Regions from separate parts of the Homo sapiens genome. Here region 2 is linked to region 1. A link is a contact called in ENCODE Hi-C or POLR2A ChIA-PET data. All regions are on one chromosome and are shown on one strand. The core of a region is the stretch at or near the end of the contact, and the rest is flanking DNA. Distances in the headings are between cores, read along the strand shown.

Region 1 (5,939 bases), core at 2,462-4,961:
TGTCCTCATTTGTTATAAGAAGTCCATTTCCACAAGCATGAGTGCCTGCTGGCTGTGTGAAGGGCCACCTGTTGCTTTTGGAGAGTTCACTGTGAGGAGCTGGAGTGCAGAGCACTAGTACAGCGTGAAGCAGGGTGTGGGTGAGGTGGGGCTGCTGCGCCTGAGGGAGGCTGCCACAGAGAGCTTGATGGATGTCCCACTGGGTGATTGTGTAATGGTTTATGAATTGTTTTTAAGCTTGGCTTGGGCTGGTGACACTCAGGCCTGTCCCTACAAAGCATTGTGTCATAAGAGCTCTGCATGTTGAGGATATGTAAACTTTTTTTTTTTTTTTTTTTTTTTTTGAGACGGAATCTCACTTTGTTGCCCAGGCTGGAGTGCAGTAGCATGATCTCGGCTCACTGCAACCTCCACCTCCCAGGTTCAAGCGATCCTCCTGCCTCAGCCCCCCAGTAGCTGGGATTACAGGCATGCACCACCATGCCTGGCTAATTTTTGTATTTTTAGTAGAGACGGGGTTTCGCCATATGGGTCAGGATGGTCTCGAACTCCTGACCTCAGGTGATCTACCCGCCTTGGCCTCCCAAAGTGCTGAGATTACAGGCGTGAGCCACCGCACCCAGCCGAGGCTATGTAAACTATGTAAGTGGACACTGTTCTGTTCTGGACACTTGATGGAGTAATTACCCTGCCAGGTATTAATGCTGAGCTTTCTGTAGTATCTAAGCCTCATACAGAACTGTGATGCTGGCAGGAGTAGTACCATTGTAGAGGTGAGGAAACAGGCATGGTGGCTCAAACCTCTAATCCCAACACTTTGAGAGGCTGAGGCAGAAGGATCACTTTAGCCTAGAAGTTTGAGACCAGCCTGGGCAACACAGGGAGACCAGGGCCTGTCTCTGCAAAAAAATAAATTATTAGCCAGTCATGATGCTTCCACCTGTGGTCCCAGCTACTCAGGAGGCTGAGGTGGGAGGATTGCTTGAGCCCAGGAGTTCAAGGCTGCAGTGAGCTATGATCACACCACTGCACTCCAGCCTAAGTGACAGAAGGAGACCCTTTATCAAAAAAAAAAAGGCCAGGTGCAGTGGCTCATGCCTGTAATCCCAGCACTTTGGGAGGCCGAGGTGGGTGGATCACTTGAGGTCAGGAGTTCAAAACCAGCCTGAGCAACATAGCAAAACCCCGTCTCTACTAAAAATACAAAACAGCCAGGCATGGTGGCACACGCCTGTAATTCCAGCTACTTGGGAGGCTGAGGCTGGAGATTCACTCGAACCCAGGAGGCGGAGGTTGCAGTGAACTGAGATCACACCACTGCACTCCAATTTGGATTACAGAGACTCTCAAAAAAAGCTCAGCATTTCTAAAGTTACAGGTTTTTTTTTTAAAGTAGCTTGAAAAAACACAAAATTAATTTTAATGAATCGAACCTCAGCAAGCAAAAGGTTTCTTGAACTGTGTTAGAAGCAGTGGAGAGAAAAAGTGTACTTGGGGAGTTTTCAATGTGAATACAGAGTGTTAAAAAACAGATTAAAGTGGTGTGACTAGTGCCGGGGGTTTCCAGGTTGGACCAGTATTCACCAAATTGCCTCTTGCAAACCATGGCCCTGTCCAACAGGATTAACAGAAGCAAGTGGAAGTGACTCAAGCTCATTCCCTGAAAATACTTTGCATCAGTTTCCACTGCCTTTTTTTTTTTTTTTTTTTTTTTTGAGACGGAGTCTTGCTCTGTTGCCCAGGCTGGAGTGCAGTGGCGCAATCTCAGGCACTGTAAGCTCCGCCTCCTGGGTTCACGCCATTCTCCTGCCTCAGCCTCCCGAGTAGCTGTCCACTGCTTTTATCTGTCCTGCATGGGGCTACCAAGTTGACTGCTGCAGTAATCCTACATTCAGAAACTCCCAGTAGCATCCTGTTGCTTACAATCTAGGTTCAGCCTACTCGTAGGGCCCTACCATACTTGACGAATTCTGTTTAATTTCCCACTACTGTATTCACCACATAAGACCAGCAATTATTTTAGGAACTTGTTTGCCAGCACCCATTCTCATAATCTTCACAACCACTAAGAAACAGACATCCCCAAATTGCATGACTATCAAAACATCTCATATGCCCCATAAATATATACACATATGCCCCCAAAAATTTTTTTGAAAAATTGGCCAGGGGCCATGGCACACACTTGTAATCCCTAGCACTTTGGGAGGCTGAAGCAGGATCGCTTGAGCCTGGAAGGTCAGGGCTGCAGTGAGCCATGATTGTGTCACTGCACTCCAGCCTGGGTGACAGTGAGACTCTGTCTCAAAAAGAAGAAATAAGACATCCCTACTTTATTTTTGGCAAAGTATTCTGCCTGACCTCTCTGGTTGCAATGCTTATTCAACAAATGCTTAAACTTCCGTATGTCAGATACTGGACAATTTCTGCTCTGAGGGAGCTTTTCTCTGATGTTGACACAGACTGAAGAAAGTAAATGACATTCGGCCAGGCGCGGTGGCTCACGCCTGTAATCCCAGCACTTTGGGAGGCCGAGGCGGGCGGATCACGAGGTCAGGAGATCGAGACCATCCTGGCTAACACAGTGAAACCCTGTCTCTACTAAAAATACAAAAAATTAGCCGGGTGTGGTGGCGGGCACCTGTAGTCCCAGCTACTAGGGAGGCTGGGGCAGAAAAATGGCGTGAACCTGGGAGGTGGAGCTTGCAGTGAGCCGAGATCACGCCACTGCACTCCAGCCTGGGCGACAGAGTGAGACTCCATCTCAAAAAAAAAAAAAAAAGAAAAAGTAAATGACATTCTTTGGTAGGTACTTGTAGGCCTGAGAGGTCAGGAAAATTTTTCTAAGGAGTCCCCAGCTACGATTTTTAATTCAAAGAATCTCCAGCCATGCAAATCTGCAGGCTCGCAGTTCTTTCCACCTGCCCTTCCCCCAAGAACACTCAGCCCCATTTCACTGGACTTTGAAGGTTCCTACACTGACTTCGTATTTCTCCCCATGTAAATCTCATGCAGGGGCCACTTGCCACCCCTGGGAAGCCAACCTTCATCATCCAGTTCACGTTATCTTCCTCCTGCCATTTATCTTGCCTCCACTGAGTTTTAATTCCAGGCTCCACTTCCTGTGATTGTAAACATATCCCTTCATCCCTATGTCTCCATTTGACCAGTCAGCTACCAAATGTCGGAAACAATGCCTTGCCCACCTCTCCTATTTGGTGGAAGATTAGGACAGTCGTGTATGTTACTTGGTAAGCAGTACACTGAGTCACTGTAGCAAACGCTTGTTAATTGGCTTATCGGTCCTGGCTCCACCACGCTGGTTTCCAGTCCCACAAAACTGGGTAGGCCAACTAGTTTTAGCGTTTGGCTACATTCATGGAATATGAGAGCTAGGATTAGCTCCAAAAATCACGTGCTCCCCTCCCTCCGTGTAGAGAGGCACCTTTTAAAACGAAGGACCCAGTTCCCCATCCCGGATCTCCAGACCTTCCACCCTCGCGGGTGCGCGCTAGCCCCAGGCCCCTCTACCAGCCCCCGGAGCAGCGAACGCAGCACGCGCGCGCCTCTCCCGCGCTGGGCCGGAGCAGGCAGCCTGCCAGCTGGTCCCGGCGTGCCGCGCGCCGCGCACGTGACCCCGCCCCCTGCCATTGGTCCGGGCGCGAGGGGCGGAGCCGCCGCGGAGCAAGCGAGCCAAGCGCGGCCTCATTAGACCACGGGTTGCAGCCGGAGCGGCTGGGAGGTTCGCGCGTTTCTCAGGGTTCGGTCGGAGGCGGGGAGGCCGGAGCTGCGGGCGTAGGGACCTGGCGGCTCCTGAAGCGCACGCGGGCGGGCGGCAGGTGTGCGCGGCATCCCTGTCACGTGGCCGAAGAGCCTGGGGCGCGCGGACCCTGGCAGGGGGCGGGGCGCACGCAGGCCACACCCACTTCAGGCTCCCACCCGGTCGCTGGAGAGGGGCCAAGGCCTCTGGAAGGTCCAACCTGGAGGGTGGTTCAAAGGGGTGTTGGGCACCCTCAAATTAGGGGAAAATTGGGGAGTACGCTCTCCTTCCCCAGGGTGGAGGTTACTACAATCATAAGCGGGGAGCCGGTGCCCCTGAGGAAGGAGACCCTGAGGGAGATAAGATGGAGGGGCTCGGGATTCCGGGGAGCCCCAAGTCCCAGCTTGAAACGGTGGAGTCCGGGCAAATGAGCTCTGAGGACGGCTTCTGGGCCTGGCCGTGACCCAGATTGCAGTGAGAGTTCCCGCAGGCCCCGCCTCTTTCTGGGCCTCGTGTCTCCCAGCCGCCGGGCCGGGTGCGAGGCCTTACCCCTCTGATCTGCTGCAGGATGGGCCTCTCCGCTGCGGCCCCGTTGTGGGGTCCCCCGGGGCTGCTCCTGGCCATCGCCCTGCACCCAGCGCTGTCGGTGCCCCCGCGCCGGGACTACTGCGTGCTGGGCGCTGGGCCCGCGGGCCTGCAGATGGCCTACTTCCTGCAGCGCGCTGGACGCGACTACGCAGTGTTCGAGCGGGCCCCGCGGCCCGGCAGCTTCTTCACACGCTACCCGCGGCACCGCAAGCTCATCAGCATCAACAAGCGGTACACGGGCAAGGCTAACGCCGAGTTCAACCTCCGCCACGACTGGAACTCTCTGCTCAGCCACGACCCCCGGCTGCTCTTCAGACACTACTCGCGTGCCTACTTCCCCGACGCCCGCGACATGGTGCGCTACCTGGGTGACTTCGCGGACACGCTGGGGCTCCGTGTCCAGTACAACACCACCATCGCCCACGTCACTCTGGACAAGGACCGACAGGCCTGGAATGGCCACTACTTCATCCTAACTGACCAGAAGGGCCAGGTGCATCAGTGCAGGTAAGGCCGGTGCCAGAGCTCACCTGCGGAAGCTGGGACCTTCCCCACACGAACCACACACCTTGATTGGCCAGTAGGTATGGGAGGAATGGACGAAAAAGGGTATTTCGCTTTTTTTTTTTTTTAAGACGGAGTCTCACTCTGTCGCCCAGGCTGGAGTGCAATGGCACGAGGTCAGCTCACTGCAACCTCCGCCTCTCTAGTTCAAGCGATTCTCCTGCCTCAGCCTCCCCAGTAGCTGGGATTACAGGCAAGCACCACCACACCCGGCTAATTTTTTTATATTTTTGGTGGAGATGAGATTTCACGACGTTGGCCAGGCTGGTCTCGAACTCCTGACCTCAGGAGATCCACCCACCTCAGCCTCCCCAAATGCTGGGATTACAGGTATGAGCCACCGCACCCGGCCTTCAATTCTATTTTTGAAACCACTCTGTGATCAAAGCATTCTTCTGCAAGCCGGCAGGATCCAAGTCCCCAGCTGCCCTCCCCTGGATGGCGATCCTCACCAATGGAAGGAGCAGGACTTTGGAATCAAGCCTATCTGTGTTTAGACTCTGGCTCTGCTGCTTTTAGGAGCTCTCAAGCCATGGGCCTGCAGGGCCTGTGCCTCCTCACCTGTAAAGCAGGCCACATACCACCTCCAGGTTGCTTGGAGGAGTCAGAAAGATGGTGCACAGATACACTTAGTACAGGGCCTGGTACAGAATTACTGCTCAGTGGATAGATGTATCTGTCAGAGGACTCAGAAAGGGGAAAGTAGAATGTCAGGTTTCATTTCATCACCAGCAGTCATACCTGGTCTGACTGCTATGTGCAAAGTTAGGTGAATTCTCCATTTCTCATACTGTCATCTTCTCCTCTCTCACAGGGCAAATTTAACCCCCAGTACAGTGCTAGGGAAAATACTGTGAGCTCAGGGAGAGGCAAGGGCAGAGCCTCTCAAGTGCACTGGGATGAGGGCGTAAACAGATGAATGAATGAAAAATGAATGAATGAATGTCCTATTTTCTTTTAGGGGCCGGCGGTTGGAGCCAGGCAGGTGGGTGGGTGGGTCCAGGGAGTGGTTTTCACTTAGTGGTCT
Region 2 (5,939 bases), core at 2,166-4,665, 1.1 Mb after region 1:
CCTCCGACCCACCTTCAGGCTACGAATGCTGGAAGGGCTGGCGTCCGACTTGAGCATGACCTGGATGTCCTGGAGCACCTCCTCCCCAGAAGGCCGGGGCCGGGTCACCTCATCAGCTACCTCCTTGGCAGCTTCCTCCAGCTGGAGAAAGGGAAGGGCACAGGCTATTAGTAACTGGGGCAGAGCAGCCCTGGGAAGCTCAGGGATGGGGTCCCACTCACCAGCTGCAGGTGCTCGGCTGGCTGCTTGTACAAGTAGTCGGCCAGGTCCTCATCAAAGCTGGCCAGATCCTCCATCTCCACCTCAATCCAGTACTCCCCCAGGTTGTAATGCCGCTTGAGTTCATCCCTGGAGTGGGCACATAGCAGGGTGGGGCAGGAAGGGTGCAAAGAAGAGGAAACCAACACTGGCTGAGGTGTGCCTGCACCCCTGAATCTGCCCACACCACAGCCACCATGACCTCACCATTCCTCTTCCCAAACACACATCTAATTCCAGATCATTCCATTATTTAACCCTGCAGAGGCTACTCACTGCTGGCACAGGCATGCCCTAAAGAAAGCTCCATGGAAGGGGTCCACAAGACAGTCAAAGGATGTTTCAACACCCAGGCCAGCGTGCACAAAACAACAAACCAGTTCTGTCACTGAAGGACTCCGCAGAGCCTTTAACTTCTCTTGGAAAAGAACAATGCACACAGCTCAAACTTGGGGCCCAGTGAGGTGGCTCATGCCTGTAATCCCAACACTTTAGGAAGCTGAGGAGGGTGGATTACTTGAGGCCAGGAGTTCAACACCAGCCTGGGCCACATGGCAACACCCAGTCTCTACTAAAAATACGAAGATTAGCCGGGCATGGTAGCATACGCCTGTAGTCCCAGCTACTGAGGCATGAGAATGCCTGAACCCCAGAGGTGGAGGCTGCAGTGACCAGAGATCTCGCCAGGGCACTCCAGCCTGGGCGACAGACTGAGACTCTGTCTCAAAAAAAAAAACCAAAAAGGTACCAGCCTCACCAACATGGAGAAACCCCATCTCTACTAAAAATACAAAAAAAAAAACCTAGCCGGGTGTGGTGGCGGATGCCTGTAATCCTAGCTACTTGGGGGACTGAGGCAGGAGAATCACTTGAACCCGGCAGGCAGCAGTTGCAGTGAGCCAAGATCACGCCACTGTACTCAAACCTGGGTGACAGAGCGAGACTCCATCTCAAAAAAAAAAAAACAAAAAACAAAACAACAAAAAAACTGGAGGCACCAAGGCAGCAGAAAACACATCTGCCTTATCAACCTCTAGTCAGACTGTTTTTTTTTAAATAGAGCCTGGGTTTCACTATGTTGCCCAGCCAGGTCTTGAACTCCTGGGGTCAAATGATCCATTGGCATCAGCCTCCCAAAGCGTCGGAATTACAAGCATGAGCCACTGCGTCCAGCCCAGATGCTTAGCAGAGCATCCCATGTGACTGCTGTGGCAAGAACATATTTGGGGACCACTGACCAACGCACAGGCTGTTCCCCAGCCTCGCAGTATCACAGGCCTGAGCCCCGTCTCCCTTATGTCCAGGAGCCAGTAAAATGGCCAGACTGCTACTGAAAGCCACTTGCTGTGAGGACACCCCACACCTCTACACAAGCAATTGCTCCTACCTAGACAGAAAGCTTTCTACACCTGCAACTCTGACCTTAGCTCAAAGGTCCCCTCAAACTTCAGCCCCCCGGAAAACTTCCCTAAGTCCTTTCACCTTCCTCTGTGGAGGAAATGACCACCGTGGAAGTTATCTGTTGGTCTTCACGACTCACTCCTCTGACTTAGGAGCTTCTCTAGGACAAGAAGCACGTCTTTTCATCTTTGTAGCGCAGTGCCTGGCACACAGGTGGGCAATATCAGCTGCTGCATGAGTAAGTGAAAGCAGGAATGGCTTTACCCATTTCTGGCCTGGTGAGGCCCAGAGACACTGACACCTGGAAGTCACTCAGCTAATAATGGGCCAGTGCTGAACCTGCAACCTCATGTTCTCTGCATTTTAACATTTCAGGGATAGAGGCCGGGCCTATGAGAATTCTCATGATGTCACAGGTCGTACAATCACCTAGAAGCAGGAGCCAGGTCCAGCTTCAGTGCTGCAGCCCAGCACCCAGAACAGTATCTGGCAGGCAGCAGGTGCTCAATCAATGAAGGTGCAAGACTGGTATAAATAAATGAATGAGCGAAGTGAAGTGAATCCTAACTGCCATCTTCACCTTTTACACCTACAGGGAACTTGAGTTTGTAAGGTCTCAGACATGACATGGAAGGATGATAGGAAGCAGATGAACAGGAACAAGATCTGGATAAAGAACTAAACGGTCCAAGTGGCGCTAGCTGGTTGCTGGTGGCCCACTCAACAGGTGACTCACCCAGAAGTTAACTCCAGGTACAGATAAAATACACAAAGCAGGCCGGGCACGGTGGCTCACGCCTGTAATCCCAGCACTTTGGGAGACTGAGGCGGGTGGATCACTTGAGGTCAGGAGTTCGAGAGCAGCCTGGCGAACATGGCGAAACCCCATCTCTACTAAAATTACAAAAAATTATCCGGGCGTGGTGATGGCGGGGGTAGTCCCACCTACTCGGGAGGCTGAGGCACAAGAATCGCTTGAACCCGGGAAGCGGAGGTTGCAGTGAGCCGAGATCGTGCCACTGCACTCCAGCCTGGCGACAGAGCGAGACTCCGTCTCAAAATAATAAACAAATACGTTAATAATAAAATAAAATAAAATAAAGTAAAACAAAATACACAAAGCCTTATACCAAGGCGTGAGGCTGCCGGGATGAGCCCTGTGACCCAGGACCGGCTCTTTCCCCCGTCTGGGCCCATCTGTGCCCTGACTGTCCAGGACTCTAGCAGGCTGGTAGAGGCGTGTGAGCGGCCACACTGGAACTCGAGCCCCCGGCCCCGCAGGAGCCGCACCTGTATTTGAAGGTGAAGCCCGTGCGGTCGGTGCCCACTCGGTACTGCCGCAGGAACTCCTTGAAGCGCCTCTGCAGCTGCGATTTGCGGGCCTGCCCCTCGTCGGCCTGGGCGTCGCCCCCGAAGCTGTCGCTGTAGAAAATGCCAGGATCGTCGAATCCCGACATGACTGCGCCTGGGGTGGGAACAAACGGCCAGAACAGGCTGGGGGCAGCGCCTGGCACCTCCTCCCCTCCGACGCCTGGGTCCCTGCCCTGAGTCCGGAGCAGGGGGACCCCCGGCCGCGCTCCCGGACTCCAACCCCAGTTCCCGAGAAACTCCTGTCCCACTCCAACTACACCCGGAAATCCAGATGCCTGCTGGCTCCCAGTCCCAGTCCCACTCCCACTAGCCTCACCTCTGGTTTTCCGCACTTCACAAACCAGGGGAGACAAGAACCTCCACGCTCAGCCGCCGAGTTTCGCGGGAAAAACAAGAGGCGGTGTTCGGACGCCGCAGCCGCTGCGCTCCCATTGGTTCGCCGGAGCCTCGCGGCCAGCGATTGGACCGTTCTGAGCCCTCCAGCCCCGCCGCCCGGACTGTCTGCCGAAGATGATTGGCTGCAAAGTGCATGACCTCGCCTCCTTCCGGGCTCCATTTTGTGTGCGGAACAATTTGGCGCGAAACTTCTGGCTGGGAAGGAAGTGGCGGCGCAGGACGGGGCGGACGCAAAGATGGCGGAGGGGCGGGCGCGCGGAGGACGCCTTTAGGTGGTTTCTTTTTTATTTTCTTGGTTTTTTTTTTTTTTTCCTGACGCATGGTCTCGTTGTGTTGCCGGGGATGGAGTGCAGTGGCTGGATCACGGCTTACTGTAGCCTCAACCTCTTGGGCTCAAGCAATCCTTCCGCCTCAGCCTCCCTTGTAGCGGGGACCACAGGTGTACGTGATTTTCTTAAAATATTTCATAAAGACGGAGTCTCACCATCTTGCCCAGGTCTCGAAACTCTACTCTCAAGCGACCCGCCTGCCTTGACGTCCCAAAGCACTGGGATTACTGGCGTGAGCTACCCGGCCAGGCCTGCGTGCTTTTCTTAAGCCTTCTTTTAAAGTCCTATGAAAAAAAATGACCCTTTTCATAGCCATAGGGAGAAAAAACTAGAAGTTCAGAAATGATTGGGTCCAGGTGCCCATTTTGCATTGGGAGACTGTGCCCTGTGGAGTATTCGCTTCCCGGTCGTGGGGCCCGTTCTCTGGGCCTGAGGCTCTGAGGAGCCCCTGTCCTCCAGCTGGTGGCAGGACAGGGCGATTACCGCGCGGCTCACCCGCGTCCCCGACCCGGGTTCTCGCACCCTAACACACTGCTTTTATTTGTTTATTTATTTGTTGAGAGGGAGTCTCACTCTGTCCCCCAGGATGGAGTGCAGTGGCTCAATCTCGGCTCACTGCAACTTCTGCCTCCCCGGTTCAAGCGATTCTCCTGCCTCAGCCTCCCAACTAGCTGGGACTACAGGCAGGCGCCACCATGCTCAGCTAATTTTTGTATTTTTAGTGGAGACAGGGTTTCACCATGTTGCCCACACTGGTCTCGAACTTCTGGCCTCAAGTGATCCACTCGCTTCGGCCTCCCAAAGTGCTGGAATTACAGGCGTGAGCCACCATGCCCAGACCGGCCTCATTCTGTTTAACAGCTGCTTAATTTTCTGTAGTATGGTGACAAAGACTCTCCTTGACCAAACTCTAGCCAGGTTCCTCTGGGCTCCCTTCACTTCTAAGCCTCAACCTTGATCTATAGGCACTGTGGCTCATGCCTGTAATCCTAGCACTTCAGGAGACCAAGATGAGAGGATCCCTTGAGTCCAGGAGTTGAGGCCAGCCTGGGCAACATAGCAAGATCCCGCTTCTCTAGAAATTTTTTTATAATTTTTTTTGTTTTGAGACAGAGTCTCACTCTGTTGCCCAGGCTGGAGTGCAGTGTCACGATCTCGGCTCACTGCAACTTCCACCTCCTGGGTTCAAGCAATTCTCCTGCCTCAGCTTCCCAAGTAGCTGGAATTACAGGTGTGTGCCACCACGCCTGGCTAATTTTTTGTATTTTTAGTAGAGACAGGGTTTCACCATGTTGGCCAGCCTTGAACTCCTGACCTCAGGTGATCCACCCGCCTGAGCCTTCCAAGATGCTGGGATTACAGGCATGAGCCACTGCGCCCGGCTTGAAATTTTTTTTTAATTAGCTGGGCATGGTGGAGCACACCTGTTGTCCTAGCTACTCAAGAGGCCAAGGTGGGAGGATGGCCTGAGCCCAGGAGTTTGAGACTGCAGTGAGTTTTGATTGCACCACTGCACTTCAGCCTGAGCGACAGAGCGAGACTCATCTCTAAAAAGAAAAAAAAGACAGTCCAGGCGCCGTGGCTCACACCTGTAATCCCAGCATTTTGGGAGGCTGAGGCGGGAGTTCAAGACCAGCCTGGCCAACATGGTGAAACCCTGTGTCTACTAAAAATACAAAACTTAGCCGGGCGTGGTGGCAGGCGCTTGTAATCCCAGCTACTTGGAAGCCTGAGGCAGGAGAATCGCTTGAACCTGGGAGGCGGAGGTTGCAGTGAGCCGAGATCGTGCCACTACACTCCAGTCTGGGCGACAAGAGTGAAACTTAATCTCAAAAAAAAAAAAAAAGAAAAGAAAAAAAGACTTAAACAAACACTAACAGTTTCTAACAGCTGCTAACATCTCTAAAATGACTCTAGCCAGCCCCCGCTAAGGTGCCTGCCTGAGAAAACTCAAGGCTGCTGGTAAATGTTTACCGTTTATTCCAGGCAACAACCGAGGATGTGACCTCTGTCTCCCAGGCTCTGTGGGAGGCAAAAATTCTAACTTTGATCATTGCCAACTGGCAGACACAGCTAGCCTCACTGCATTTACACTGACTTAACCTTTTGTAATATTTCACTTCCCTGACTCTACTAATCACTTGCCCACCCCTTCCTCCCTCAATCTTCCTTTATTTTTTTTAT

The links. A loop is a pair of places that touch in the nucleus more often than their neighbours do. ChIA-PET counts read pairs that join two places held with the same protein, here RNA polymerase II (POLR2A). Pooled maps may share reads with other maps.
Region 2: a map of CD4-positive, alpha-beta T cell shows a loop between it and region 1 (8-fold over the local background). The contact joins the promoter of MCM5 here to the promoter of FOXRED2 in region 1. A Hi-C loop is called at or near these places in 2 of 168 maps with a recorded cell type or tissue (CD4-positive, alpha-beta T cell and CD8-positive, alpha-beta T cell) and 3 of 50 pooled maps. POLR2A ChIA-PET finds 5 or more read pairs at or near these places in 1 of 52 experiments (activated CD4-positive, alpha-beta T cell).

Annotation. Positions count from the first base shown.
Region 1 is chr22:36,504,812-36,510,750 of GRCh38, reverse strand. It overlaps FOXRED2 (FAD dependent oxidoreductase domain containing 2), which reads left to right and starts at 3,711. Exons shown (of 9, transcript NM_001102371.2): 1 at 3,711-3,742; 2 at 4,328-4,855. The coding sequence starts at 4,329. RefSeq lists a silencer at 3,465-3,964.
Region 2 is chr22:35,397,616-35,403,554 of GRCh38, reverse strand. It overlaps MCM5 (minichromosome maintenance complex component 5), which reads right to left and starts at 3,415. Exons shown (of 17, transcript NM_006739.4): 1 at 3,347-3,415; 2 at 2,950-3,124; 3 at 222-348; 4 at 13-141. The coding sequence starts at 3,116. RefSeq lists enhancers at 3,651-3,810, 3,821-3,870.